Regions from separate parts of the Homo sapiens genome. Here region 2 is linked to region 1. A link is an interaction called in ENCODE POLR2A ChIA-PET data of the cell type or tissue named here. Cell type or tissue: PC-3. All regions are shown on one strand. Each heading gives the region's core, and the rest is flanking DNA. Links, peaks and the distances in the headings are about the cores only. Region 1 holds the start of SELENBP1 (selenium binding protein 1). Region 2 overlaps ZNF687 (zinc finger protein 687).

Region 1 (15,164 bases), core at 6,507-14,506:
AGTCTTGGTTATCTCATGCTTTCATCTTCTGTTAACCTTAACTATTGGACATGGTGGTACAAGATATTCCTGTGGGCTGCTGAGGGTTCCTCCCATCCTCCTCCCTGGCCCTGCTGTGTAACAGCAACTCTTTTTCCTGTAAATCATCAAGATGTCAGGATTGATCACCACAGCTCACATCTTCTCCTTTTCTGCCTGTTCACTCGATGGCATAAGGAGCCCAGAAGAGCAAGGTAGCTGTCTCAGCTTCCAGTTCAATGCTTATTTTTGTGGAAGCTAATCTCTGTGGGGCATCAAACCTCCCACCTAGCAGAGCTCAGCATCATGGGACTGCACGTGAAAATGTTGTGAATGGGTCATCAGGTGCAATAGCGAGAGGCCCTACTTCCACTTCTACCTCTCTGATCCTGGGCCCATCATGAATTCCAGCTGAGACAGAAACGCTGCTGCAGAATGGTTGCAGGTTCAGGGCATAAACTGCATTCTGTGGCCAGCACTCCAACCTCAGAAGGTTTTGCCATAACTGAGTCTTCCCTAAGGCCAGCTGCTTCTGAGGGATGAGGTACATGGTAAGATCCATGACTCCCATGGGTTCACAGCATGGACTCTGAGCCATAGTGTCTGGGTTCAAATACGGACCTCACTACTCACAGTTGACTTCAGGCAATTTATGAAACCTCTCTGTGACTTAGTTTCCTTATCTGTAAAATGGAGCTAATAATAGTGCCTAGATCTATGTGTTTGCTGTGAAGATGGGTTAACACTTGCAGGACTCGTCACACGCTGGGTATCATTACCCGTCTTTCACTGTACAGTGAGACCCTTTGTCAGAAGTGGTAACTCAGTGTGGGGCACTGTGATAGTGTATGAGACATCCAGGATGTCTATAGATGGTGGTGGTGGCAGTATCGGGTCAGAGAACGCAAATCCAAACCTAGAAATATGAAACTGCCTTCTAAAGAGAATGCGTTTCTGCTCCCTCCATGTTGGCAGACAGTAGTGGAAACAACCCTTCCCCAGGTGGTGGACTGTTGTGGTAGCTTCTGTGTCTTCAGCAGTGGCTCCAACTGGGCCTGACTCAGAAAGAGGAGGTCCATGCTGGCAAGGCCATGTGCAGCCTCTGCTCTAGCCACCACAACCTCTTTGTTCATGGAATATCAGTGAGAAAACAATGACATCCACAGAACAGGTTCGCCTCACCCTCCATCGTCACGAGCATCCTCCAGGGAGAGGGCCTGCTGGTTGAATGGCTACACTAGACACAAATATTCTTGCATTCTGGGCTCTTTCTGTGAGGTCCATTCACAGGCCTTCTTCCCAAACCCCCTTTCACCAGCCCTTTGATTTTGTTCTATCCAAGTCTGTCCACCCAGCAAAGCATGGGCCCTGCTCATGAGTCAGGGCAGACCCTCAGGCTGCGTCTCCTCCAAGGCAACGTGTCCAATGCAATGACAGTAACTTCGAAGGCCGTCTTTCAAAACAGCTTTATTATTATTTTTTTAATAAAGAGGCATTTCTAATTATCTGCAATTTAATAAAAAGACCACTCATTTTCTTTCCTTTCTTCTTCCAGAGACAGGGTCTTGCTCTGTCACCCAGGCTGACATGCAGTGGCGCCATCAGCTCACTGTAACCTCAAACTCCTGAGCTCAAGGAATCCCATGCACCAGCCTCCCAAATAGCTAGGACTACAGGTGTGCCCCACCATGCTGGCTAATTTTTTTTTTTTTTTTTTTTTAGAGATGCAGTCTCTCTATGTTGCCTAGGCTGGTCTCAAACTCCTGACCTCAACTGACCCCCTGCCTTGGCATCCCAAAGCACTGGGATTACAGGAGTCAGCCACCACACCCAGCCTGAAAGTGAAAATCACAATTAGAAAATTCTATGTTTAAAAACTTACATTTTCAGCCGGGCACAGTGGCTCATGCCTATAATCCCAGCACTTTAGGAGGCCGAGGCGGGTGGATCACCTGAGGTCAGGAGTCCAAGACCAGCCTGGCCAACATGGTGAAACCCCACCTTTACTAAAAATACAAAAAATTAGCCAGGTGTTGTGGCACGAGCCTGTAATCCCAGCTACTTGGGAGGCTGATGCAGGAGAATCGCTTGAACCTGGGAGGCGGAAGTTGCAGTGAGCCAAGATCACGCCACTGCACCCCAGCCTGGGCAACAAGAGCGAAACTCAAAAAACAAAACAAAAAAACACAAAACATTAAATTTACCATCTTAACCATTTTTAAACGTATAGCTCAGTAGTGTTAAGTATTTCACACTGTTGTTCAACAGCTCTCTAGAACTTTCTCAGAAGGGCTGTATTGCTGCAACAACAACAACACAGCGTATGTTAGGTTCTGGGTGCTTTTCGAAGAGCTTTATGTATATCATCATGCAATTTTCAAAACACCCTATGAGGGGAATAGATATTTTATTTTCTCTCTTTTAGAGATGAGGAAACCGAGGTACAGAGAGGTTAAATTACTTGCCCAGATTCATAAAGCTAGTAACTGGTGGAAGTGGAATTCACACACACAGTCTGGTTCTAAAATTCTTGTTGTTAATCTCTTAATAATAGACCACTTCTGGCTGATGATGGTGTATAGTGGAGAGCCAGCCACCTGTAACCCAGCCTAGAATGTTTTTCTTCTCTGTAGTCTTCATGTATAACTTCTAAAGCTCTTAGGGTGGACTGAGGGGAGAGGGTATTGGCAAGACAGGGCTAGCCAGGCGACTCCGCAGCTTCTCTCTGCTGTTGGCAGCTTCACTCTCAGGGTTCCTTTCGGGCTCAACCCAGTTCTACTTAAGGATGATGAGCTCCTGGGCTTGGTTCCTGGGCTAGCTAGGTGGATCAGATAATCCCCAGTTCATAAGGAGGCTTGAGTCAAAGGCCACCTGGTGTCCCATCCTCTCATGTTTGGTTTCTCTTGGGACCCAGAAGCTCAGAAGAGGCTGTTTTTCAAGAGAACTGTTCTTTGCTGAAGTGGGCTGGGCTCAATCATTTGGGGTCACCCTGGGGACTCTCCTTCTGCCTCTTGCCTGCCTCATCCCATGGATCACCCCAACTCACCAAGCATCACTGGATCTGCTCGATCATAAGGCCCCAGTGGCAGAAGTGGTTGCAGCCAGAGAGCCCTTTCTTGTCCTAGATCCCAATCAAAGGACACTGCCTCTACCCCTCAAGTTCTATGTGCTGCCATGGCACCACCAGCTGCGCTGGACCCTGGGAGGTTCTGCAGCATGGTGACCCACCCGCACACCAGCCTTCCCTGCAGCAACCAGAACCCACTCCCTACTTCCTTGTGTTGGAGTCTCCGGTGGGCACACCTGGCTGCGTCCAAGACCAAGTCACATGCTTGCTCCTAGCAGCAAGGAGGCCTAAGGCCTGGGACGGTGAGTATCTGGCCTTTTGCCTCCCACCCAATATAGAAAGGGCTGAATGTGCTGGCCAGCCATCCAAGCAACAAAACACAAAAGCATTCTGTCTGAAGGGGCTGCGAACTTATGTGCATAGAGGTCCCAGGCCAGAGCCTGAAGCTACTGCCTGGCTTCAGATCCTGGGCTCTGCTACTCACTAGCTGTGTAACTTTGTATGAGTTGCTTCCTCTTTCTATGCTGTAACTTCTTTATCTGTAAATTGGACATAATGAAAATACCCACTTCATAGGGATGTTGTAAACCCTGTATAAGTAAAGGCAGAACATGCAAATAGCTCAGAGAAGTACTTGGCACATGGAAAGCTTTTATATGAGGTGGATGTGGTTCATTTCTCTTTCTTTATCCCTAAGTACTTCGAACAGTACCATGTATTTAATAAATGATAGCTGTTGTTATTTTATTATTACAGTTTGGGTATCCCTTATCCAAACTGCTTGGGACCAGAAGTGTTCCAGATTTCAGATTTTTTTCAGATTTTGGAATACATATATATATATTAAAATATCTTGGGGATGGGACCCAAGTCTAAACGCAAATTTATTTGTGTTTCATAAACACCTTATACACATAGCCTGAAGGTAACTTTATACAATATTTTAAATAATTTGTACATGAAACAAAGTCTTGACTGTGACCCAACACGTGAGGTCAGGCACGCAATTTGCTACCTGTGGTGTCACACTGGTGCTCAAAACATTTCAGATTTTGGAGCATTTTGGATTTCAGATTTTCAGATTAAGGATGCTCAACCTGTACCTATATCTTTTTTCTTTTTTTTTTTTTTTTTTAGACAGAGTCTCCCTCTGTCGCCCCAGGCTGCAATGCAGTGGTGCAATTTTGGCTCGCTGCAACCTCCACCTCCCAGGTTCAAGTGATTCTCCTGCCTCAGCCTCCCAAGTAGCTGGGATTGCAGGTGTGTGCCACCACGCCAGGCTAATTCTTATACTTTTAGTAGAGACAGGGTTTTGCCATGTTGGCCAGGCTGGTCTCGAACTCTTGACCTCAGGGGATCCACCTGCCTCAGCCTCCCAAAGTGCTGGGATTACAGGCGTGAGCCACCGCCTCAACCTGTACCTGTTTCTTGCCTACTTGTGCAGGTATTTCCATGGGATTGCATCCTTGAAGTGAAATTCCTAGGTAAAACAGTATGCACAGTTTAACTTTTGTGAGGTATTGACAAATTGTTTTTGTTAGTAAGGCACCAATTGACACTCTCATTAGTCCTAAATGAGTGGTCCCTTTGCCGCATAGTCTCACCAATACAAGATTTTAACCTTTAAATTTTTTGCCCATCTTATAGGCAAAAATGTTACTGTATTCTTTCACTGTTTCAATTGTTTACACATGTATTTCAAACTTAATATAAAATTTTAAAAATATGATTGATACATAATGTGAAAAATAAAAATTGCTCCCTGTAATCCAATTCTTGAGGTAACCACTGTTAGCTACATTTGGCATGATAAGGGAAGCTTTATCTCTACAAATCCTTTTCTTTAGGTTTTTTTTTTTTTTTTTAAGCGGAGTCTTGCTCTGTCGCCCAGGGTGGAGTGCAGTGGCACGATCTCAGCTCACTGCAACCTCCACCTCCCGGGTTCATGCCATTCTCCTGCCTCAGATTCCCAAGTAGCTGGGACTACAGGCGCCTGCCACCATGCCCGGCTAATTTTTTTTTTTTTTTTTTTTTTTGTATTTTTAGTAGAGATGGGGTTTCGCTGTGTTAGCCAGGATGGTCTCGATCTCCTGACCTCGTGATCCGCCCGCCTCGGCCTCCCCAAGTCCTGGAATTACAGGAGTGAGCCACCACGCCCGGCCTACTTTTTTTTTTTTTTGAGACAGCGTCTCACTCTGCCACCCAGACCAGAGTGCAGTGGTGCAATCACAGCTCACTGCAGCCTCGACCTCCAGGGCTTAAACAATCTTCCCACCTCAGCACACCTTCCCCACCCCCGAAGTAGCTAGGACTACAGGAGCCTGCCAGGCCTAAATTGTTTTAATTTTTTGTAGAGACGGTGTCTCATTATGTTGCCCAGGCTGGTCACAAACCCCTGGGCTCAAGCAATCTGCCTGCCTCAGCCTCCCAAAATACTGACATCAATCATAAGCCAAATCCTTTTCTATGAACGTATAGATGGATGAATAAATAAATAAATATAAATTTAACTAGTTAAAACTATATAGCTTAATTTTTATGTAGTTTTAATTAAAATGAGGCTGGGCACAGTGGCTCACACCTGTAATCCCAGTACTTTGAGAGGCTGAGGCAGGCAGATCAAGACCAGCCTGGCCAACATGGCGAAACCCCATCTCTACTAAAAATACAAAAAAATTAGCCTGGCTTGGTGGTACATGCCTGTAATCTCAGCTACTTGGGAGGCTGAGGCAGAAGAATTGTTTGAACCCGGGAGGCGGAGGTTGTAGTGAGCCAGGATGGCACCACTGCACTCCAGCCTGGGTGACAGAGCGAGACTCTTGTCTCAAAAAATAAAAAATAAAATGAAATGAGATTATACTTTCTGGTTTCCCCCACCCCTCCACCGTATTTATTGATATCCTTCTGTGTTGGTATATAGAAAACTACACATTAAGGTGCTTGGTGTTTCATACTATGGATGTTCCATAATATATTTCACCATTCTGCTATTGGTTGTTTCCAACCTTTCACTATTAAGAACATTGTTGCAATGAACATCCTATATTTATATATTTATATACTTATTGATTTCCATAAGGTAGATCACTAGAAGTGGATTTCCATTTAAAATGTTGCTAGATGTTGCTAAATTTCCTTCTAAAAATGTTCCACCATTTTATAGTCTTGCCAGTAGAATACAGGAGTGGTCCTTTTCCCCACACTCCTTCTGATCCTGAATATTATCAATCTTTTTATTTTTGAAAATCATATCTTTTTGTTGCTTTAACCAGCATTTCTCTAATGGCTAATGAGACCAGGTATGTTTTCTTATGGTTATTAGCCATTTATATTGTATTTTCATATCCTTGGAATGTTTTTCTTTGTGTAATTTATCTTTTTCCAATTGATTTGTTAAAGATTACTGTATATTGGGAACAGCTATTATTTTCAGTTTAAGCCTTTTTAAACTTTGGTTTCTGAGCACCTTTTGAAAAGGTGAGAAAGGAAATCTGGGGCTCCCATATCCCACATAGCACTTTTAGCATTCCTGCACATGGACGTGACCCTGAGGAGATTGTAAAGGAAACCAGCCGGGTGGATATGATGCAAAAGAGACAGCAGATCCAGGATGGGCAGTGAAGCCCCTGCCCGGGCCTCCTCCCAATTCCATGTAGACCTGAGGCCATGTCTCCCAAAGTCTCTGGCCTCCTGTCCTTCTGGGACACTGGGAGAAGGATCCCCTAACTTCTTCTCAGGCAGCATTCAGGTGCTGAGGTGAGAAAGTGGAGGCCTGGGCTCCGCAAAGAAGGGGATTTGTTTCTGCCCGTCCTGAGCCTTAGTAGAGAAACTGTGACTCAGGGATATGACCCCAGGGACCAAAGATTCTTCCTGCCCCCAAATGGAAGGGCTTTTATTTTCCTTTGGAAATTTTATTTCAAGTATTGTAACATGTTCAAAATAGAAGCTTTATTAGGGGTTTGATGGCTTAATTTGGGCCATTAACCAAGACTGATGTAATTCTTTCTTCTCAGGACTCTTAAATGAATGGGTGCTAGCCAAGTGGGCCTCGTAAAGGTGGAGATTATTGCATGAAAGCCATTTTATGGCTCTTGTCTCAGTTCTTCTGGAGCCAGGCTTGGCACAGGAGAAAGGCTGGAGAGAGGGTGTTGGTGATGGCAAGCGTCACCTGTGTCCTTGTAACCAAAGTTGCTGCTACCTCTTCCAGTCTGCATAATTGGTTTTCAAACCCACCTCATCTTTTCTTCTTGTGCATTAAATGTGTAACAAGATACATAATTTCTGTTCTAGTCAGACCCTTCTTTTTCCTTTCCTTTCCTTTTTTTTTTTTTAGGAGATGAGAGTCTTGCTATGTTGTCCTGTCTGGACTCAAACTCCTGGGCTTGAGTGATCCTCCCACCTCAGCCTCCTGAATAGCTGGGACCACAGGTAATTTTTTTTTCATAGAGACGGGGTCTCCCTATGTTGCTCAGGCTGGTCTTGAACTCCCTGGCTCAAGCAATCCTCTTGCCTCAGCCTTTCAAAGTGCTGGGATTACAGGAGTGAGCCACCATACCCAATTCAGAATTCCTATTTTAAAGAGATATATTCTGAAACATTAAAGCAATGTTTCAAAAAAATTCAGGGTGGAGGGAGGCTACAGGCTAGGAGGCATAACTGAAACAAAATGGCTTATAATTTTTTTTTTTTTTTTTTTAGATGGAGCCTCCTCTGTCGCCCAGGCTGGAGTGCAGTGGCATGATCACAGCTTGCTGCAGCTTCCACCTCCCAGGCTCAAGTGATCCTCCTCCTTAGCCTCCCGAGTAGCTGGGACTGCAGGTGCACACCACCACACCTGGCTCATTTTTGTAATTTTTGTAGAGAAAGTGTTTCACTATGTTGCCCAGGCTGGTCTTGAACTCCTGAGCTCAAGGGATCCACCTGCCTCAGCCTCCCAAAGTGCTAGAATTACAAGTGTGAGCCACCTCACTGTTTATTCTTCCTTCTCTTTAAGCAATAGAGGTAAGGAGTCAAGACGATAACATTTGCTTTTTAAACACCTTCTGTCCCCAACCTTAGCATCTCCCTGGATATGATAGGCCCCCAGCCACTCTTCAGTGCTGCCCACTGGGACACAGGCTTCTGATAAAACTGAGTGGCGCTGCAGTACTAGGAGCTTAAAGGGTTACCACTCCAGAGACATTCACTGTAGCCAGGAGGTGAGAAGAGGCCATCTGGTAGTAACACAAAGAAATAAACTGCTATTGGTGAAGTTTCAAGCATCAATGGCAGGCCAAAGGGAGGATATTTCTGAGTGGATTGGCAGTGAGGAGAAAGTCCTCCAAGTGGTTCTCAAATCATGCTTTTTATAGACAGCCCTGGCAGAGGGCATTAAAAAAAATTATTTCAGCCGGGCGCGGTGGCTCACGCCTGTAATCCCAGCACTTTGGGAGGCCGAGGCAGGCAGATCACGAGGTCAGGAGATAGAGACCATCCTGGCTAACACGGTGAAACCCCGTCTCTACTAAAAATATGAAAAATTAGCCAGGCGTGGTGGCAGGCACCTGTAGTCCCAGCTACTCGAGAGGCTGAGGCATGAGGATGGCGTGAACCTAGGACATGGAACATGCAGTGAGCCAAGACCTTGCCACTGCACTCCAGCCTGGGTGACAGAGTGACGTTCCGTCTCAAAAAAAAAAATTATTTCTCTTCTCTGAGCCATGTTATTACCCTGAGCAGCAGGCTTTGAACTCACTGTCATTCAGAAACAGTGCATTAAGTGTGGGCAACGGAGTGAATTGGGAAAACTCTGTTTCCTGAATGTAAGATGAAGAAAAAGGCATTTACAGGCCAGACACGGTGGCTCACACCTGTAATCCCAGCACTTTGGGAGGCCAATGCGGGTAGATCACAAGGTCAGGAGTTTGAGACCAGCCTGGCCATATGGTGAAACCCCATCTCTATTAAAAAGTACAAAAATTAGCTGGGCGTGGTAGCATGCGCCTGTAGTCCCAGCTACTCAGGAGGCTGAGGCAGGAGAATCACTGGAACCTGGGAGGCGGAGGTTGCAGTGAACAGAGATCACGCCACTGCACTCCAGCCTGGCGACAGAGGGAGACTCTGTCTCAAAAAAAAAAAAAGAAAAGAAAGAAAAAGAAAAAGGCATTTAACCTCTCCAGCTGTGCCATGGGCGGAACCTGAGCTAATTGTTAGTGTGTAGGGCCCGGCATGGCGCCCGTCACCTCTAGTAGCAGGTTCTCAGTAAACGCTACTCCCTTCACATCTCCTACACATCCCTGAGGGTATGGAGTTGGTCTGTTAATATAAGGAGAAATGAGCAGAACAGGGCTCTGAAACTCTACTTAGCTGGTGAAAACTCCAACCTCTCCAGCCAGTCCTGCCTCAGACCTCCATGGGCTGCTACCTTTATGCCTTACAGGCATTTTGTGCACGTTTGTGCTTTTTGGTTTGTTTGTTTTAGTTCTTTTGTACTGTTTGTTTGCATATAATTCTGTACCCATACATACCAAGCAACCCCACCTAATGCTGCATCACCCCTACATTACCCTACTCCTTCACAGCACTTATCTGAAGTGATTTTATTTATTTGTGTATTTGCATGATTATCAGTCATCTCCCCTAAAAAGTCATCTCCATGAAGGTAGCAACTTTGCCCTGTTCACCACTTTGTCTACCATATCTGGCTCAAAAGAGGTGCTCCAGAGGGAAGGATAGGCAGCTGGTTGGGAGAGCTGTAGCTCAAAAGGGACCGGGGCCAGTCCTTCTCCCCAGCATGGGCCCTCACTGTGGCCCTCACCTGCACTGCATGTGACCTTCCATCCTTCCTTTCATCTTCCTTATAGTTTTTCTTTTAATATATTTATTTGAGCTTTTAGTTACAAAAGCAGTACTTATTATTTTTTTAAAAATCCAAAATTAACTTTGGGAGACCAAGGCAGATCACTTGAGCCCAAGAGTCTGAGACCAGTCTGGGCAACATAGTGAGACCCCCCATCTCTACAAAAAAAATTTAAAAATTATCCAGGTCAGCCAGGCACGGTGTCTCAGGCCTGTAATCCCAGCACTTTGGGAGGCGGAGGTGGGTGGATCACTTGAGGTCAGGAGTTCGAGACCAGCCTGTCCAACATGGTGAAACCCCGTCTCTACTAAAAATACAAAAATGAGCCAGGTATGGTTGTGGGCACCTGTAGTCCCAGCTACTCGGGAGGCTGAGGCAGGAGAATCGCCCCTCTACCTTTACTGCCTCCCTCTGTAGCCCAGATTAGGATAACTTCCCCAACCACCTGCTGGCTGTAGAGCAAGAGTTCAGGGAGAAAACCACAGGCAGAGGTGAGGGGTGCCATGGAGTTGCTGCAGAGACCAGCCAGGTCAGAGCTCAGGAGCATGAAAGAGGTAGTCAATGACAGACCACAACAAACAAAATAACAGCCTTTTTTTTTTTAAGTTAATGACTCAATAATTTTTTATGAGAAGGTGGGGATAAAGTTTCTTTCTCTTTCAGATCTTGGGTGGTGGACTAACCCAAGCCAAGAAGCCGGAGAATAGAGAGGAGGCAGGAGATGGAGACCTCAGGAGGAGGAAGAGGGGAGGGCCAGAGGGAAGGGTGAAGGCAGGGTGAGTGGAGGTAGTCAGGACAGGAGGAAGCTGGCAAAGACAAGGAAGCAGCCTTCAGGGCCTTCCCCGTGGGGCAGCTGCACACACAAGACTCTCTTTGATGCCTGGCAGGCTGATGGCACAATGGTGAGGATAATAGATGCAGGATGGAGCCAAGAGGGGTTGAGTGGCGCTGGGGATAAGAGAAGACCCTTGCCCCGGGCAGCCACAGGGAGTCTTCCTTGATGGGCACATGATCCCTCACTGATGGGAGCCAGGAAGACAGATACCCAATGCACCAAGGCCCAATTTTGCTCCCCTTCCCCCACTCTGGTTTGGAAACCCTGTATTCTACTTGCAATCTCAAGCCCAGACTTTATTCTTTTTCCTAGCCAATAAAAACTTCACCCCAGAGCTTTTATCCAAAGAGTATGAATATCTGGAATAAGAGGGCAATCTTAGGGAAGAAGTGACCCTGGCTGATGGGCCCACAGTCCCGGGTGCCCCTAAATGCTAAGAGACAGGTCCAAATACAAAGACGAGCATTTGGAGACACAGGAACACATACGTGCGCAGGCTTACACAAGCACATGCACAGCCACATAGCCACACACTACACATACACAAGCACTTATGCACATGTCCACACAGGCGTAGATACTCTAGCAAGCACATACTCACAGAGGCGCGCACACACACACACACACACACACAGGCGTAGATACTCTGGTAGGCACATACAGAGGCGCGCACACACACACACGCACAAATACACACAAGCACACTCACAGGCACATTCACACACGTGGAAATTCACACACAGGCACAGATACACACTCATGCAGGCACGTGCACGAGCAACACGCAGGTATACAGGAACACACACATGCCCAGACACACAAATCCACACACACCCAGGCACCCACTAAAGAGCACGAGCTGGTCAGGGGCAGCGGCTCACACCTGTGATCCCAGCACTTTGGGAGGCCGACACGGGTGGATCACCTGAGGTCAGGAGTTTGAGACCAGCCTGGCCAACATGGTGAAATCCCTTCTCTACTAAAAATACAAAATTGCTGGGCATGGTGGTGGGTGCCTGTAATCCCAGCTACTCGGGAGGATGAGGCAGGAGAATCACTTGAACCCAGGAGGCAGAGGTTGCAGTGAGCCGAGATCGCACCACTGCACTCCAGCCTGGGCAAGAGTGAGACCCTGTCTCTAAATAAATAAATAAATAAATAAAGCACAGGCTCCCACACATACACACTTAAACACATACACGCACACCCCATAATTCAAACACCAGTTGCCCTAGGCCACTTGAGAGTATCCTGGCCAGCTGCCCTGAGTAGTTTACTCTGGGCTACAGCCCGGGCCCTCCTCCTTCTCTGCCCCACCCCCAGCTGGTTGTATAAATTCCCTCCCTTCGCTCCTTCCCCGGAACAGCGGCCTCTGACACCAGCACAGCAAACCCGCCGGGATCAAAGTGTACCAGTCGGCAGCATGGGTAAGGAGAGGGGTTTCCAATCACCCATTGCCTGCTCTGTCTGCCCCTAATTTGGAAGGCCCTCCTCCAGAAAATGCTAGAAAACCTGAGTGGGGAGCTGGGGAGGGAGTAGTGGACTCTGCTTCATTGTCCCCAGTCTGCACACCCCCTCCCCCACCACCCCACTGCATTTCCCAGCTCAGCCAAACTTTCTGAGGAAGACGGGCAGAGGCACTGCTGGGAGATGGGATCCTGGGCCCTGACTTGGCTCCATCCAGCAGAGGCTGGGACCAGGGTGCCTTTCTGCAGCTGGGAAAATCAGATGGGCGCTCTTAGAAAACACCACTAGGTCCCTGGCCCTCACATAGTAGAGAGGTGATCCTGATTTCAGCCATGGGCCAACTTTGTACTCCAGCGAGGTAGGGAGTCCAAAGCCTTTCTGTGCCCAGGTCACTCTCTAGCTACTCCACACAGCAAAGCTCTCTGGGAGGGAAATCAGAGACCCCCACACTCTTTCACTGGGGACCTGTTTCAATGCCTCCCCCACCCCTAAATCCCCCTTGGCCCTGCTATTCCTCCATCTGTAGGCTTCTGGGTGACAGGCTAAGAAGGAACTGAGGTTTGGTTGGGAGGTCCTTCCCCGCTCGGGGCTGGCTCTTGAGCTGGCAGAATGCCGAGCTGGCAGAATGCCCAGCAGCCAGCCTGACATGGAAAACCCACTTGAGCTTTCCATGAGTCCATCCCAAACCCAAAGCTGCTCCGAGACCTTGCTTGAGATGTTTCAGATGGGGGTATTCCCCAGAAAGAGGAATGATGCTCCCTGGGGCTGCAGTGGCATGCCAGGCCTGACCCTAAGAAATGCTGGGGCTGGGGTTGCTGGGGTGTGGGGTGGGCCGAGGCTGCAGAGCGGGCAGCTCCATCTCTGCACTTTTACTTCCCTCTCAGCTTCTCCCTAGCTTTGTATTTTTTGTATCTCTGTCTTGAGGTCTTGGAGTTTTAAAATCTCCTTTCCCTTCTGTATCCAGCAACCTCCTTCCCCACCCCCTGTCATCTGGTGCCAAGCCCCGACTTAGCAAGATTGTGTAACAGAACCAGTCTCCTTAACTCCTGTGAACTGGACCTCTCTCTCTCTCCCTGCCCCACCTCCAGCCCTCTCGCTGGGCATCGAGCACTCCCTGGCATTCTCCTCTCCTCTGGCACAGCCCTTCCCATATTTACACAGTAATTCATTATTTTTTTTTTTTTTTAGTCAGAATTTCACTCTTGTTGCCCAGGCTGGAGTGACTGCAGTGGCGTGATTTCGGCTTACTGCAGCCTCCACCTCCCAGGTTCAAGTGATTCTCCTGCCTCAGCCTCCCAAGTAGCTGGGATTACAGGTGTATGCCTGTATTTTTTAATACAGGCTAATTTTTAATACAGGGTAATTTTTGTATTTTTAATAGAGACAGGGTTTTGCCATGTTAGTGAGGCTGGTCTCAAACTCCTGACCTTAGGTGATCTTTCCGCCTCAGCCTCCCAAAGTGCTGGGATTACAGGCATGAGCCACCGCACCCGGCCTAATTCATTTTTATGAAAGGCCTTTGGAATACATTGTCTTATTTGTCCTCCATATCTACCTAGCAAAGTAGGTAGAATATCATTATTGCCCACTTTTCGTAAATGAAGAGGAGAAAATGGAGAAACGGGGCGTCAAAACTGGGACTTGAAACCAGGTTTCCAGACTCTGAACGCTGTTGCTGCCTCTCAGCTTCCTAAGTCTCTTGGCTGCTGCGAGTGGGAGTCCCAGGCCCCAGTGGAGGCCCCACTCTGCCTACTCCTGGCTCCCCACTTGCGGCCCAGCTGTGAAGGCAGAGGCTGGACTGGCCACAGGACAAGGCAGGAGACAGGGCCCAGGCCTGTGGACTCCACTCCAGGGTTTCTTTCAGCCTGCCACCCCCTCTGGGTATTCTTTAACCCCTGCTCCCCAGCAGGCCCCAAACTCTGATGCTGGGGTGCTGGTAGCTGTGATGTCCCAGCCCTACTGCACATCTGCTGACTTACATCCTGGAGATTAGCATGGCCCCTCTTGCCAGACTTCAGAGATAGGGAGGGTTGCTCCCTATCTCTCTGGTGGGCAGGCCTCTGGGCTCTCCAGAGTTGGGCCAAACACCTTACTTTACAGATAAAGGAAGTGGGGCACACCCAGGGGTAGAAACCAGCCTGAGGACTTCCAGTTGGTATTAGCCCCAGACCCTCGGTTATGTAATCCAGCCCTTGGCTAGCAGCCTGGGATCAGGACCCAGGGGAGAGAAAAGCAGGAAGTGGCCTCCCCCTGATATAGAAGCATCTTGGTGAAGGGAGCTGAGCAGGCGCCACCCCACTCCCTGAGAGCAGCTCCTCAAGAACAGCCAAGGGTGCCTGGGCTTCGACCAGACAAACACAGAGCTGCACACCTACTGCACCCTCGTGTTTACTTCTCGTAAAAGCCCACTGTGAAATTCTTACCATCTCCATTTTACAGAGGATGCAGAAATTGAGGTCGAGGAGCTTCAGTACTTTGCCCAAGCTCCCCTGGCTAGTCAGTGGTGGGCTGGGGTTGGGCCCCGAGTCCGTGTCATATTCACTACACCACACGACCCCGGCTGCATCAGCCCTCCTCCCACCCTCCCGGGGCCCTGCTGGACTGTCTGTCCACCTTCAGGTCATGTGTCTCCAGCTCTTCCCAGCACAACCTCACCCTCCTCAGGGCTCTGAGGGGGCGGAGAGGACAGGCCAGAGCGATGAGGCTGGAGTGGGGACCTAGGCCAGCCGCACTGCCGTGGCCCGCTGGGATGTGTGCTGCAGAACGTGCGGAGGGAGCCTTCACCCTCCAGAGCGTGGCCCAGCCAATGCGCCCCATTGCTTCCACAGCTACGAAATGTGGGAATTGTGGACCCGGCTACTCCACCCCTCTGGAGGCCATGAAAGGTAATTGCCCATGGTCTGAGAGCCAGCGCCCTACTACTGATTCCACAGCTGGGG
Region 2 (15,164 bases), core at 6,681-14,680, 79 kb after region 1:
GGTGGAAGTAAGTTGCAAATACTGTCTCACTCTTCCCCCAGGCTCCCTACCTGATTTATGTGGAAGTCCTTGAATGTGAAAACTTTGACACCACCAGTGTCCCTGCCCGGATCCCCGAGAACCGAATTCGGAGTACGAGGTCCGTAGAAAACTTGCCCGAATGTGGTATTACCCATGAGCAGCGAGCTGGCAGCTTCAGCACTGTGCCCAACTATGACAACGATGATGAGGCCTGGTCGGTGGATGACATAGGCGAGCTGCAAGTGGAGGTGAGAGGGCTTCAGGGAGGTAATGCTGGGTCACAGGAGCTTTCTCCAGGAGCTTTCACTATATTGGAAACAAGACAGCATATCCCAAGGCAGGGTAAGGCAAGTATCCTAATGAGTGGTGTAGGTAGTGAGGGGTAATATGGGGAAAGCTCTGAACAACTCTAGCCTGGAATAGATTCAGGTGGAGTTCATTTTCCAGGTGAAGGATTCAGATTTAAATGTAAAGAGGAGCTTCTAGGCCAAGGGGAGTGAGGGAAATTTAATGAAAATATTTATTGAACACCTACATAAAGTTGTCATAGAATAGCAGAGGATGAGAAGTCATACATTAATTCATTCAAGAAATTTTTATTGAGGGCCTTCTATGTGCCAGACCTGAGTGCTGTATGCTAGTGAACAAGACTTGGCCCCTGCCTACAAGGGATTTATGACCTAACTGGAAAGAGAACAAGGCCAGTAAGCAAGTAGTTGTAGTGTGGTGAGAGTCAAGTCATGGGGGAAAGGATAGGACATTATAAGAGCACCAGACTTGGGGCGGGCATCACAAGAGATTTCCTGGAGGAAGTAATCTCTCAGCTGAGGCTGGAAGCATGGGTAGGAATTAGCTGGACAAAGAGTGCTGGACAGAGGGAACACTGCATGCAAAGGCCAGAAGACAAGAGGGAGCTTGGGCCATTATAGGAATTGAAAGAAATTTTGCCTGGCTGTGATGTGCAGGTGTGAGGTAAGAAGTGGTGAAGAATAAGACTGGACACGTGGGCATGGACCAGACTATAGGAAGGACCCTGTAAGCTGGGGAAAGAAACTTGAACTTTATTCTGGGGCATGAAGAGCCAGAGCAGAATTTTGTGTAGAGCTATTAACACAGCTGGCCAGGCGCAGTGGCTCACACCTGTAATCCCAACACTTTGGGAGGCCGAGGTGGGTGGATCGCTTGAAGTCAGGATTTCGAGACCAGCCTGGCCAACAAGGTGAAACTCCATCTCCACTAAAACTAGAAAAATTATGCCGGGTGCGGTGGCGCACGCCTGTAATCCCAGCACTTTGGGAGGACAGGGCGAGCAGATCACCTGAGGTCAGGAGTTCGAGACCAGCCTGGCCAACATGGTGAAACCCCGTCTCCACTAAAAATACAAAAATTAGCCGGGCGTGGTGGCATGTGCCTGTAATCCCAGCTAATCGGGAGGCTGAGGCAGTAGAATTATTCGAACCCAGGAGGCGGAGGTTGCAGTGAACCAAGATCACGCCACTGCACTTCAGCCTGGGTGACAAGCAAAATTCCGTCTCAAAAGAAAAAAAAAAAAAAGCCAGGTGTGGTGGAACATGCCTGTAATCCCAGCTACTCGGGAGGCAAGTGATTCTTGAAGCACAAGAATCACTTGAACCTGGGAGGCGGAGGCTGCAGGGAGCTGAGATCACAGCACTGCACTCCAGCCTGGGTGACAGAGTGAGACTCTGTCTTAAAACAAAACAAAACAAAAACACAGCCAGGGCCAGGCGCGGTGGCTCACGCCTGCAATCCCAGCACTTCGGGAGGCTGAGGTGGGCAGATCACCTGAGGTCAGGAGTTCAAGAACAGCCTGACTAACATGGTGAAACCCCGTTCCTACTAAAAATACAAAAAATTAGCCAGGCATGGTGGCGCGCGCCTGTAATCCCAGCTACTCAGAAGGCTGAGGCAGGAGAATCGCTTGAACCTGGGAGGCGGAGGTCGCAGTGAGCCGAGATCACACCATTGCACTCCAGCGTGGGCAACAAGAGCGAAACTCCGTCTAAAAAAAAAAAAAAAAAACACACAGCCAGGTTTCACTTTGCCAAAAGGCAGAATCTCTGTCTTTGAGCTTATAGTCCAATTGCAGAAATTAGACATTTAAGAAAAAAAAATTTAGATATACAACAAAGCAGTGTGTACTAGGTGACAAATGGAGTTGAGAAGAAATGCTCTGGTATGAAGGACAGAAGAGACTTGACATGGGCCTTGGGGTCTGGTAGAATATTCTGTATTTAGAGAGAGATGAGAAGATAAGATTGAATGACTTAGATTGAAGAAACTGTCAGAAGCTAGTCTGCAAAGAGTCTGCTTTGGACCCTAGGGGAGAACGCATCCCTATCCTTGGGGGACTCTCAGTGAGGCTGAAATTTTGAGCTCCTGTAATGGTCATGGCAGTGGTTTGCAAACTTTAGTGCATTGGAAGTCTTCTGGAGAACTTGTTAAAAATTCAGACTTTCAGATCCCATTCCTAGTAATTATAATTCAGATTGATGGTGGGGCCTGGGAATCTGCATTCTGGGTAATTCTACTGCAGGTAGTTCACATGTTGAGAAATGCTGCTCTGGGCAGCCTGGGGTCCCAGTAACCAACATGGTGTGTAAGCAGAGTTTGAAAGAGAGGGATGAGCATGCTGCAGTGATAGCAAGCAAGCAGGAGGGGAAAGACGGGAGACCTATACTTTAGCACTTCTGACCAGCACTCCCCTTTCTCCAGCTCCCCGAAGTGCATACCAACAGCTGTGACAACATCTCCCAGTTCTCTGTGGACAGCATCACCAGCCAGGAGAGCAAGGAGCCTGTGTTCATTGCAGCAGGGGACATCCGGTATGGCCAGATCACATTGCCCCTCATTTTTCATCCCTCTTTCAGGAACTTCCCATCTCTTTGTTACCTTCCTCTCCATCTCAATCATCTGTTGTTGGCCTGTGTCTTTCCCTCTTTCATTCTGTCCTTGTTTGGGGCCACCAAACTTGAGGCAATGAAGGTGTAGGTTGAGAAATTACTTGGGCTACCAAAGAAGGAAATTAAATTTTAAAAAGACTCCAAAGGGATGAAAGCACCAGAGGGGCCGGGCATAGTGGCTCACACCTGTAACCCCATCACTTTGGGAGGCCGAGGCGGGCAGATCACGAGGTCAGGAGATCGAGACCATCCTGGCTAACACGGTGAAACTCCGTCTCTATTAAAAATACAAAAAAATTAGCCAGGCGTGGTGGCGGATGCCTGTAGTCCCAGCTACTTGGGAGGCTGAGGCAGGAGAATGACGTGAACCCGGGAGGCGGAGCTTGCAGTGAGCCGAGATCGCACCACTGCACTCCAGCCTGGGCGACAGAACGAGACTCCGTCTCAAAAAAAAAAAAAAAAAAAAACAAGAAAGCACCAGAGGAAGGAGTTTGAGCAGTGTGTCTCAAGGTGGGGTCTCAAAGCGACTGTGTCAGAATCCAGGGGGAGGAAGGAGGACTTGTTGAAAATGCAGATTCTAGGCTGGGTGCGGTGGCTCACGCCTGTAATCCCAACACTTTGGGAGGCTGAGGCGGGTAGATCATAAGGTCAGGAGATCGAGACCATCCTGGCTAACACGATGAAACCCCATCTCTACCAAAAAAATACAAAAAAAAAATTAGCTGGGCGTGGTGGTGGGCGCCTGTAGTCCCAGCTACTCGGGAGGCTGAGGCAGGAGAATGGCGTGGACCCAGGAGGCGGAGCTTGCAGTGAGCCGAGATCTCGCCACTGCACTCCAGCCTGGGAGACACAGCGAGATTCTTATCTCAAAAAAAAAAAAAAAAAGAAAAGAAAAGAAAAATGCAAATTCTAGAGACACACCCATTCTGAATCAGCCTTGGTAGAGGAATATGGAGGGCCTGGTAATCTTAATTTTAACATGATTACAATCAGTTAGCAAAAAGGTGTCATTGGTTATGTTTTCTTCCATGAGTCCCTTTCAGCCTGGGTTCCTATCTTTGTGTGTCCAGAATCCAGGAGACAGTGCAGGAAATGTCAGTATAGACTGGGCATGGGGCTTGGGGGTAGCTTCTCCAAGCAAATGATGTATTTTCTTCCTGCCAGCCGGCGCCTTTCGGAACAGCTGGCTCATACCCCGACAGCCTTCAAACGAGACCCAGAAGATCCTTCTGCAGTTGCTCTCAAAGAGCCCTGGCAGGAGAAAGTACGGTGAGTTGGGTGTGGGTCTCTGAACCCCTCTCAAAGCTCAGAGGCAGTTGTAAGTGCTCACTGCACCAACTTTATTGTCCATCAGCCTCCAAAAAAATCTGTCAGGCTTCCAGGCTGTCTGGGTCCTTGCCCTATGGGGCGTTTGCTTGGGATTTTTTGTGGAAGCCATGTCTCTTGTCCTCACCCTGGCATCAACCTTTGACACCCTTTACTTCTGTCTTCACAGGCGGATCAGAGAGGGCTCCCCCTACGGCCATCTCCCCAATTGGCGGCTCCTGTCAGTCATTGTCAAGTGTGGGGATGACCTTCGGCAAGAGCTTCTGGCCTTTCAGGTGTTGAAGCAACTGCAGGTAAGAGAAGAGAAGGAGAGGCCAGGCACAGTGGCTGTAATCCCAGCACTCTGGGAGGCCGAGGCGGGTGGATTACAAAGTCGGGAGTTCAAGATCAGCCTGGCCAAGATGGTGAAACCCTGTCTCTACTAAAAATACAAAAATTATGGCCGGGTGTGGTGGTTCATGCCTGTAATCCCAGCACTTTGGGAGGCCGAGGCGGGTGGATCACGAGGTCAGGAGATCGAGACCATCCTGGCTAACACGGTGAAACCCTGTCTCCACTAAAAATACAAAAAATTAGCCGGGTGTGGTGGCGGGCGCCTGTAGTCCCAGCTACTCCGGAGGCTGAGGCAGGAGAATGGCGTGAGCCCGGGAGGCGGAGCTTGCAGTGAGCGGAGATTGCACCACTGCACTCCAGCCTGGGCGACAGAACGAGACTCCGTCTCAAAAAAAAAAAAATAAAAATAAAAATACAAAAATTAGCTGGGTGCAGTGATGGGCACCTGTAATCCCAGCTACTTGGGAGGCTGAGGCAGGAGAATAGCTTGAACCCAGGAGGCAGAGGTTGCAGTGAGCTGAGATTGTGCCACTGCAGTCTAGCCTGGGCGACAGAGCAAGACTCTGTCTCAAAAAAAAAGGAGAGAAAGGGAAACTCAGCCCAACTCCAGCCAACCGGAGGTGACTACACAGATTATTCTGCCGGGGACCACCTTCCTGCCAAGGTCTAAAACAAAAGCAGAGTAAAGAGAAGCTAGTGCAACTTTCCCCTGGGAAGAACAGCCATAGGAACAGCTCCACAGCGGCCTCTTTTGGCCCTTTTGTGACCTGCACCTGTCCTGTTCCAAGTCTGAACTTTAGAGTGCTAGGTTTGCCTTTTAGATCAAAACTTCCAAAATGTCCTGGCACCCTGGCATGGGCCTGTAGTCTCAGCTAGTCAGGAGGCTGAGGTGGGAGGATGTCTTGAGCCCAGGAGTTCTGGGCTGCAGTCCACTATGCCAATTGGGTGTCCGCGCTAAGTTCGGCATCAATATGGTGACCTCCTAGGAATAGGGGACCATCAGGTTGCCTAAGGGAGGGGTGAACTGGCCCAGGTCGGAAATGGAGCAGGTCAGAACTCCCGTGCTCATCAGTAACAGGATCGAGACTGTGAATAGCCACTGCACTCCAGCCTGAGCAACATAGCAAGACCCTGTCTCTGAGAAAAATATGCATTTGAAGAAATCAGCGTTTTTTTTTCCTTATTTTATTTTTTTTGAGATGGAGTTCTGCTCTTGTTTCCCAGGCTGGAGTGCAATGGCGCAATCTCGGCTCACCACAACCTCCGCCTCCCAGGTTCAAGCGATTCTCCTGCCTCAGCCTTCCCAAGTAGCTGGGATTATAGGCATGCGCCACCACGCCCGGCTAATTTTGTATTTTTAGTAGAGATAGGGTTTCTCCATGTGAGCCAGGCTGGTCTCGAACTCCCGACCTCAGGTGATCCGCCCACCTCCACCTCCCAAAGTGCTGGAATTACAGGCATGAGCCACCGCTCCTGGCTGAAGAAATCAGCATTTCTAACTGAAGTGAGCCAAAAAGAAAATTTTGCGGAGGCAAAGTTTAGTGACCCACCTTTTCCTAGTGTTAAGTGTGTGCTAAGGCACATGGAAGACCAATTTATTTATACAAGGCACTGAGATTTTTTCAAGAAATAGCTGTCAAATCTCAAGGTGAAGATCTAAATGTGAACAGTTTACTAATGCACTACTGAAGTTTAAATCTGTGGCACAATCATTGTAAACATGGGGTTCATTTCTCTAAATTGATTTCTAATCTGAAATTACTGGAAAACTTCCTTGCCCGTTTTTGCCAAACTCAATTTTTGGTTTTTGGCATATATCCATTATTCAAACTTAATGCCTCTAATTTTAATGCCAACACAATTGGTTGTAATCAAATTTTTAAATAATAATAATTTGGTCCTCCCCCCTTTAAAAAACAACATAAAAACTTCCCAAATTGGTCTGTAGCAGGTAGGTTATAGTGTGCTGAAATATTGATCTTCTGATACCCCTGGGTTGGTCACCTGCAAGCCACTTAATTGTTTAATACTGTTCTTTATACCATATAAATATTTTCATTTTCCAGAGAAGTCTTCTCTGGACCTAAATCCTTTCCTTTTTTCTTTTTTTTCGTCGGAGAGAGTCTCGCTCTGTCGCCCAGGCTGGAGTGCAGTGGTGCAATCTTGGCTCACTGCAACCTCCACCTCCTGGGTTCAAGCGATTCTCCTGCCTTAGCCTCCTGAGTAACTGGGATTACAGGCATACACCACCACGCCTGGCTAATTTCTGTATTTTTAGTAAAGACGAGGTTTCACTCTCTACTGAGGTTGGCCAGGCTGGTCTTGAACTCCTGACCTCAGGTGATCCGCCCTCCTTGGTCTCCCAGAGTGCTGGGATTACAAGCATAAGCCACCGCACCTGGCCTCTTTTTTCTTATTATTTGAACTTACAGCTCCCATTCTCCCTGCTTGAGAGGGGATAGTGAAGTTTCCTGTTCTCCCTGCCTGTCTTGGGCTTTCTACTTAGGTGATACCTTTTCCCACATACCTGAGTGTAGTTTCTGACTTTGTCAGGCCCTAGACTTCCTTTCCAAACTCCCTGGTCCTCACTGGGTTAAGTGAGTCTTACTCATTTGATGGCTTAGAATTCAATGCTACCAAGGAGAGAGGCTGGAGAAAGGGAAGAGTTTTAGCCTTCTTCTCTAGTTTGGAGAAAGATAAGAGTCCTGTATCCTCCATGTCTCCTCACAGTCCATTTGGGAACAGGAGCGAGTGCCCCTTTGGATCAAGCCATACAAGATTCTTGTGATTTCGGCTGATAGTGGCATGATTGAACCAGTGGTCAATGCTGTGTCCATCCATCAGGTGAAGAAACAGTCACAGCTCTCCTTGCTCGATTACTTCCTACAGGAGCACGGCAGTTACACCACTGAGGCATTCCTCAGTGCACAGCGCAATTTTGTGCAAAGTTGTGCTGGGTACTGCTTGGTCTGCTACCTGCTGCAAGTCAAGGACAGGTAGGTGACTTCTGCTGCTCATCCTAACATTTCTCCAGGGTTCTCTCTGTCCCTTCGTGTGTAGTTCTCAATTACTTATTACTGCCCTCCATGGCAAAGATGTGAAAAATGAAACAATGTATTTTAAGCAGAGACAGATGTGTTCCCATGACATTAAGTCAGGAGGCAGACTAATAAGAACTAGGGTAAAAGGGCAAAGAAATGAAGGATTTATGGGAGGACTAAGGGTTTGAGTGAGCAGGGTCTTCAAGGACAAGGGAAAATGATGACAGAGGAAGCTGCAGGGGAGGTACATCCCAGCTAGAAGAAATAATTGAATGTGATTAAAGCACAGACTGCACTGCATGGCAGTGGAGTAGGAGGTGGTACCATGAGGCAGGTAAATTGAGGCCAGTTGAAGAAGGGCCTTCATTGTGAAGCTTAGGTGTTTTATTTTGCAGGCAGAGGAATGACATGATCCAGTCTGTGTTGATTAAATGCCCTGTGGCACTGTGGGTGAAGGTGGATGTAATTGGGTGTTTAGCAACAAAGCAAGAGATAATAGGGCCTGGCACTAAGGGTAGTGGTTAGTGACTGAGAGCAGAAAGGAGAAACATGATGGAGATGAAGTGGAAACTCTCAGCCATGAACTCTCCTCACTTCTTATTCCAGCATATGATTTCCACAGCTTTTAAGTATCTGTTGTTTTGCCCAGAGCTGTCATTTTTTTTCAATATGACATGACCTTGATGAAAACTAACTACACATATAGGTGAGGCACATAATGTACAAAAATAATTACACCATCTAGGCCCTGCCTTCTAAGAGTATCTCCCAACAGTGACCCAGGGTCTCTGCCCTGAATGCTCCTATGAGTTCCAGCTCTAGACCCTCGGCACAGGGCAGCTGTCCTGGAAAGGTGGAAATGCAATGGCCAGTGCTGCTGGGGCTTCCAGTAACATGGTGGCCCATTAAGATCTAGCTAATAATGGCTGGGTGTGGTGGCTCATGCCTATAATCCCAGTACTTTGGGAGGCTGACACGGGTGGATCACCTGAGGTCAGGAGTTTGAAACCAGCCTGGCCAACATGGTGAAACCCCATCTCTACTAAAATACAAAAAGAAAATTAGCTGGGCCTGGTGGCAGGCGCCTAATCCCAGCTATTTGGGAGGCTGAGCAGGAGAATCACTTGAACCCGGGAGGCAGAGGTTGCAGTGGGCCAAGATGGCACCATTGCACTCCAGACTGGACGACAAGGGTGAAATTCCAACTCAAAAAAAAAAAAAAATTTATATATATACATACACATACATACATACATTAGCTGGGCTTGGTGATGCACACCTGTAATCCCAGCTACTCGGGAGGTAAGGCAGGAGAATTGCTTGAACCCAGGAGGTGGAGATTGCAGTGAGCCAAGATCATGCCACAGTACTTTAGTCTGGGCAACAAAGCGAGTCTCAAAAAAAAAAAAAAAAAATCTAGCCAACAAGGCCGAGGCAGGAGGATCGCTTGAGCCCAGGAGTTCGAGACTAGCCTAGGCAACATAGTTAGATCCCGTCTCTACAAAAAATAAAAATTAGCCAAGCATGGTGGTATACAGCTGTGGTCCCAGCTACTTTGGAGGCTGAGGTGGGAGGATCACTTGAGCAGGAGGTTAAGGGCAACAGAGTGAGACCCTGTCTAAACAAAACAAAACAACTAGCTAGCTAGCTAGCTAACAGAGCAGCTTATTAGAAATGTAGCATCTAGGCTGGATGCAGTGGCTCACGCCTGTAATCCCAACACTTTGGGAGCCTGAGGCAGGTGAATCACCTGAGGTCAGTAGTTCAAGACCAGCCTGACCAACATGGCAAAACCCCATATCTACTAAAAATACCAAAAATTCACCAGGCGTGGTGGCGCATGCCTGTAATCCCAGCCACTCAGGAGGCTGAGGCAGGACAATTGCTGGAACCCGGGAGGTGGAGGTTGCAGTGAGATGAGATCGCGCGACTGCACACCAGCCTGGGTGACACTGAGACTCCATCTCAAAAAAAAAAATAAAAATTAGTCTTAGGCTGGGTGTGGTGGCTCACGCCTGTAATCCCAGCACTTTGGGAGGCCGAGGTGGGCAAATCGCCTGAGGTCAGGAGTTTGAGACCAGCATGACCAACACGGTGAAACCCCATCTCTACTAAAAATAAAAAATTAGCTGGGTGTGGTGGCGGGCGCCTGTATTCCCAGCTACTTGGGAGGCTGAGGCAGGAGAATCACTTGAACCCAGGAGGCAGAAGTTGCAGTGAGCCAAGATCGCACCATTGCACACCAGCCTGGGTGACAGAGTGAGACTTCATCTCAAAAAAAAAAAAAAGAAATCTAGCATCTATTAAGTTCTGCCATGGCCTGACATTCTTATATTTAAACCAGATGAAAACCCTGTCAGACACGTGTTTCCTCATGAGGGAAATAACAGTCAGGTAGCTTTTAGACCCTGTGCTCATTCCACCCTGCGCTCATTCCACCCTGCCAGCCCTACAAATGGACCCAGGCTCTGCATTTGAGAGCTGTAGGAGAATGTAATATTTTTGTGTGTGTGTGTGAGACAGAGTCTTGCTCTGTTGTCCAGGCTGGAGTGCAGTGGCGTGATCTCGGCTCACTGTAACCTCTGCCTCCCAGAGTTCAAGTGATTCTCCCACCTCAGCCTCCTGATTAGCTGGGATTACAGGCATGCGCCACCACGCCCAGCTAATTTTTGTATTTTTAGTAGAGACGGGGTTTCACCATCTTGGCCAGGCTGGTCTCAAACTCCTGACCTCAGGTGATCCTCCTGCCTCAGCCTCCCAAAGTGCTGGGATTACAGGCGTGAGCCACTGCATCCGGCCGAGAATGCAATTATTTATAAGGAATTTGATTGCAAGCTTCAGACTATCTCAAAGTGTCAGGATTTTGAACTCAGGGCCCAGGGAGCCTAGAGCTCAGTCCTGGGATTGAGTAAATGGGTGGCAGGGAAGCTGGCACTAGTCAGGCCCCAGGGCTTTCCTTTAGGGAATTAGTATGTTTGGAAGATGAGAGTCCATCCTCTAAAAAAGAAGGGATAGAGGAGGGCAGGTAGCTGATAAGCCGTTCATAGTACCTCAAAAAAGAATAGATATAGTCGAGCCATGAATGGAATCAACCAATGGAAAGAAGTGGCAACAATGAATGAGGCCCCATACTGGAGTCAGGTTTTAGGATCTCTTTAACTGCTTCAAAAGTAGTCCTAAGCAGCTTTCCAGCTGGAGCTAACTCTGGTAGTGAAAAGAGAGGCTATGGCACCTTGGGCAAGTAAATCACTTCCTCTCTCAGGGCCTCTGTTTTCTTCACCTGTAAAATGTGAGGTTGAACCATGACAACTCCTAGAACCATTCTGGCTCACAAGATTGTGCCTGGATTGCTAAATCTTTAGTGTTTTCCCTGAGTGGGGAAGAACTCAGGTTGGACTAGGTTCTCCTTTTGTCCCTCCTCTTTTGGCCAAACCAACCCCAGAGAAGGTGGCCCTCAGACCATCAGCTCTTAGCCTAACAAAGCCTCTATTGACACTGAGTAGGCCAGTTATGCTGAATAGGCCAGGCCTCACATGCTTAGCATGTTAATTGTTCCTTCTGCTACTGGCCATTCATGTGGGAATCACAAAGACCTGGGATTTATCTCCCTTTAACTCTTCTACAGCTGCCCTGTAGTACTGCCTCATCCTGAGACTTTTTAAGTAAGTGATTTAAAACTTACCCCTTGAAGCCCCCACGCTATTTTACATTTCAGCTCCACTCAGCCTGCTTGCTTCTGTTGTTGTTCCCTTCCAGTGAGGCCTCTGATCTGCAGTGGGCTGACAGGAGTTACAAATAACCCACAGGTAAACAGGCTCAGAATAGAGCCTCCCCTGAGTAGAGCGCTTGGCCTCTGTGACAGCTGGCTGGAGCCTCAGAGGCCCTCTTTCCTTGCTTCTGGATTCTCTACTAGATTGGGATAGTTTGGGTGCCAGAAGTGCAATTTCTGGGAAATTGGGAGAATCTTAAACTATTTTTATTAAATTATTAATAGCAATTTCAGACCCCATAGCCTTTGTTAGCAGTTTTCTGATTTCCTTTCTTTCCACTGATAGCTTTAGGTCCTAGGAAACTGGACAGGAGATTGGAGTTACGGGCAGCAGGAAACATGGCAGGGGACCCCCCTCCCTGGTGTCATGTGGCCAGTGTATTGCTGCTTAAGGTTCCAGCCTCAGTCAGACTGACTACTGCCTCTTCCTCTCCTCTATTCCCCCTCCTCAGACACAATGGGAATATCCTTTTGGACGCAGAAGGCCACATCATCCACATCGACTTTGGCTTCATCCTCTCCAGCTCACCCCGAAATCTGGGCTTTGAGACGTCAGCCTTTAAGCTGACCACAGAGTTTGTGGATGTGAGTCAAGAAGGAGAGGTGCCTCTCGGGGGTCATTGTATTCTTTCTCTGTCATGGGAGAGGGAGCTGATGGGCTCCCTGCAAATTAGGGATGAACAGAACAGGCAGTAATTAGGGGTGAGGCAGGAGTTCCTGGGAGCTTCCTGCCCAATAAGGAAGGGGGAAATAACAGGGCCCCAAGAGGAGGAGGAGTTCTGGTAGGCCAGTCAGGACAGGGACCATCCCCGGTGTAAGACCCCTTGTGCACACAACGCTCTCTTCCCTTTCCAGGTGATGGGCGGCCTGGATGGCGACATGTTCAACTACTATAAGATGCTGATGCTGCAAGGGCTGATTGCCGCTCGGAAACACATGGACAAGGTGGTGCAGATCGTGGAGATCATGCAGCAAGGTGGGGCTGGGGTGAGGTCAGGTGCTATAGTGCCTCAGGCTTCCCCTTTAAGTCGGAGCCCTGGAGCATAAGAAAGCTGATCCCACGAGACTCGGTTGAGGGAGGGGGGTTCCCAGAGAGTTTCTAGCTCTGGTCCAGTGCCTTGTTTCTCCTTTAGGACATTCCTCCTGACCCTGGTAAGGCTAAGTCCAGAAGGCTGGGGAAGGGGATAGCAGCACCTGCCTCCTTGGCATCTTTAGGGAGAAAACAGGCCCATTTACAGCCTCCTGGTCCCTTCTCACCTCCCCACCCCTGTCCAGCTCTGAGTTTCTCAGTCTCCTTCCATCTGTCTTCTCCATTCCACTATGACCTCTGATTGCCCTGTCCTCTGCCACCCTTCAGCTCTGAGAAGTATTTCCCCTCTCATCATTATCTCCTTCCACTACAGTCTTGCCATCTACAGTCTTTTGCCCAGGACCCCCTTCTGTCCTCATCCCCCTCCTCAAGGCTCCAGGTGTATACCAGGTCTGAACTGCCAGTCTCCCCCTCCTCCCCATTCCTGCCCCTACCCCACAGGTTGTCGCCGTTGCTCAGGATCATCCCCATCTGGCCCCATGATGACGGTGGCCCAGGTCATCTGTGAGTGTCAGACGTAGCATAGGCAGAGGTCTGCAACCAGATAAGTGCCCAGCTCAGGGCCCACTCCCTCCAGCCTCCTCCCAGCCTGCCCTCTGGGCCCCTCCACCCTTACTGAGGGAGATGTGGTGTTGGTCCCCTTCCTTCCTCTGCCCACATGCCCTCACCTACAGAAGGGCTTAGGCGTGGGGTGATGAGGGGTTCCTGCCGGTTCCTTCTCTCTGCCCAAGCAGAACTGCACCCACATCATCAAGGACCTGAGGTGGGAGGAAAAGGGCACTTCAGATGCCCCAGCTCTGTATTTGCTATGGCTGACACCACTGCCCCTCCCGTCCATCCATGACCCTGAACTCCGACTGCTTCCCCCAGGTTCTCAGCTTCCTTGCTTCCATGGCTCCAGCACCATTCGAAACCTCAAAGAGAGGTTCCACATGAGCATGACTGAGGAGCAGCTGCAGCTGCTGGTGGAGCAGATGGTGGATGGCAGTATGCGGTCTATCACCACCAAACTCTATGACGGCTTCCAGTACCTCACCAACGGCATCATGTGACACGCTCCTCAGCCCAGGAGTGGTGGGGGGTCCAGGGCACCCTCCCTAGAGGGCCCTTGTCTGAGAAACCCCAAACCAGGAAACCCCACCTACCCAACCATCCACCCAAGGGAAATGGAAGGCAAGAAACACGAAGGATCATGTGGTAACTGCGAGAGCTTGCTGAGGGGTGGGAGAGCCAGCTGTGGGGTCCAGACTTGTTGGGGCTTCCCTGCCCCTCCTGGTCTGTGTCAGTATTACCACCAGACTGACTCCAGGACTCACTGCCCTCCAGAAAACAGAGGTGACAAATGTGAGGGACACTGGGGCCTTTCTTCTCCTTGTAGGGGTCTCTCAGAGGTTCTTTCCACAGGCCATCCTCTTATTCCGTTCTGGGGCCCAGGAAGTGGGGAAGAGTAGGTTCTCGGTACTTAGGACTTGATCCTGTGGTTGGCCACTGGCCATGCTGCTGCCCAGCTCTACCCCTCCCAGGGACCTACCCCTCCCAGGGACCGACCCCTGGCCCAAGCTCCCCTTGCTGGCGGGCGCTGCGTGGGCCCTGCACTTGCTGAGGTTCCCCATCATGGGCAAGGAAGGGAATTCCCACAGCCCTCCAGTGTACTGAGGGTACTGGCCTAGCCATGTGGAATTCCCTACCCTGACTCCTTCCCCAAACCCAGGGAAAAGAGCTCTCAATTTTTTATTTTTAATTTTTGTTTGAAATAAAGTCCTTAGTTAGCCACTTGTGTCATTTCCAGGTTTTCTGGGGGAGTGCAGGGGGAGATGGGTGATGAGGTATGAACGGATGCCTCAGTGTCCAAGATACAAAAGGCACTACATAGAAGTTTGCTTTTTCCCTGCCTGTCTTGGTCACTACCACCTCTTCCCTGAGAAGGGCGGGCCTTCCATGTTCTCTCACCCGCTTCAACTCCACATTGTCCAAGTCACAGAAAAAGAGAGGCCTGAATGGAGATTCGACCACAAACAGTTTTAATGGTCTGGTTTTCTCCCTAGTTCCCCAACTGTTTGTTAGTATTATTATTACTACAAGAATAAAGGATTCCTGAGAGCCTGTCCCCTCCTCTCCTGTGGCCCCCTTGACAGGACTCATCCCTACCAACCCCCCACCCCCCCGCCCCGGATTTCTGGGGAAAAAAAGAAGTGAAAGGCACTGCAGGGGTAGGGGGCTTGAGTGCCAGTGAGTTGGGGTTGGGCGGGGGCGGGGGCGGGGGTGGGCACTAGGGCAGGGCCCGGCCTAGAGGAGGAAAGTTCCAGTCCATGCCTGAAGGAATTGTGGAGAGGTGTGTCCATCCATGACACCCCCATCAGTCCTTCCCTGAACCTGTCTAGCAGGCATACCTAAGTCCCATCCTCCCACCCCCAGGCCCACACTGGGGGTTCTGCAGCAGGAGCATAAAATTAATTAGTGTTGGGCTCAGAAAGGAGGAATGGAGGGTCCACTCTACTAGGACTCCAGGGCCAAACCCAAAGGGAGGTTGCAAATAACTAGAATAATCCTCAAATGCTCTTCTTCTTCAGGTTGGAGAGACAGGAATTAACAAAATATTAATGTTAATGAAAACTCCCCAGCCGAGGGATCAGGCAGCAGTAGGGAAAACCAGGCTCCAAGAG

What was found. ChIA-PET counts read pairs that join two places held together with the same protein. Peaks named below come from ENCODE experiments on the same cell type or tissue, not always from the same donor. Only the 100,000 strongest peaks of a DNase experiment are listed, where the experiment ranks them.
Region 2: POLR2A ChIA-PET joins it to region 1 with 11 read pairs; 6 of 35 experiments call an interaction of 5 or more read pairs at or near these places.

What each region holds. Positions count from the first base shown.
Region 1 is chr1:151,369,659-151,384,822 of GRCh38, reverse strand. SELENBP1 (selenium binding protein 1) reads left to right here and starts at 12,118. Exons shown (of 12, transcript NM_003944.4): 1 at 12,118-12,185; 2 at 15,054-15,110. The coding sequence starts at 12,182. RefSeq lists enhancers at 11,597-12,180, 12,181-12,764, 13,511-14,181, 14,182-14,853. In PC-3, for the core only: no CTCF peak of the experiment used is centred there; a DNase peak (open chromatin) is centred at 12,062; H3K4me3 peaks cover 1,440 bases.
Region 2 is chr1:151,291,241-151,306,404 of GRCh38, reverse strand. ZNF687 (zinc finger protein 687) reads right to left here. Exons shown (of 9, transcript NM_020832.3): 9 at 14,229-15,164. It overlaps PI4KB (phosphatidylinositol 4-kinase beta), which reads left to right. Exons shown (of 12, transcript NM_001369623.2): 5 at 42-269; 6 at 2,755-2,864; 7 at 4,107-4,211; 8 at 4,438-4,561; 9 at 7,332-7,597; 10 at 11,864-11,996; 11 at 12,267-12,387; 12 at 13,372-14,601. The coding sequence ends at 13,553. It also overlaps the pseudogene RN7SL444P. Among named protein-coding and RNA genes, the nearest start is that of ZNF687, 17 kb to the right of the region's middle. RefSeq lists enhancers at 9,900-10,882, 10,883-11,867, 11,868-12,851 and a silencer at 11,058-11,352. In PC-3, for the core only: CTCF peaks have their summits at 13,579 and 13,795; no DNase peak of the experiment used is centred there.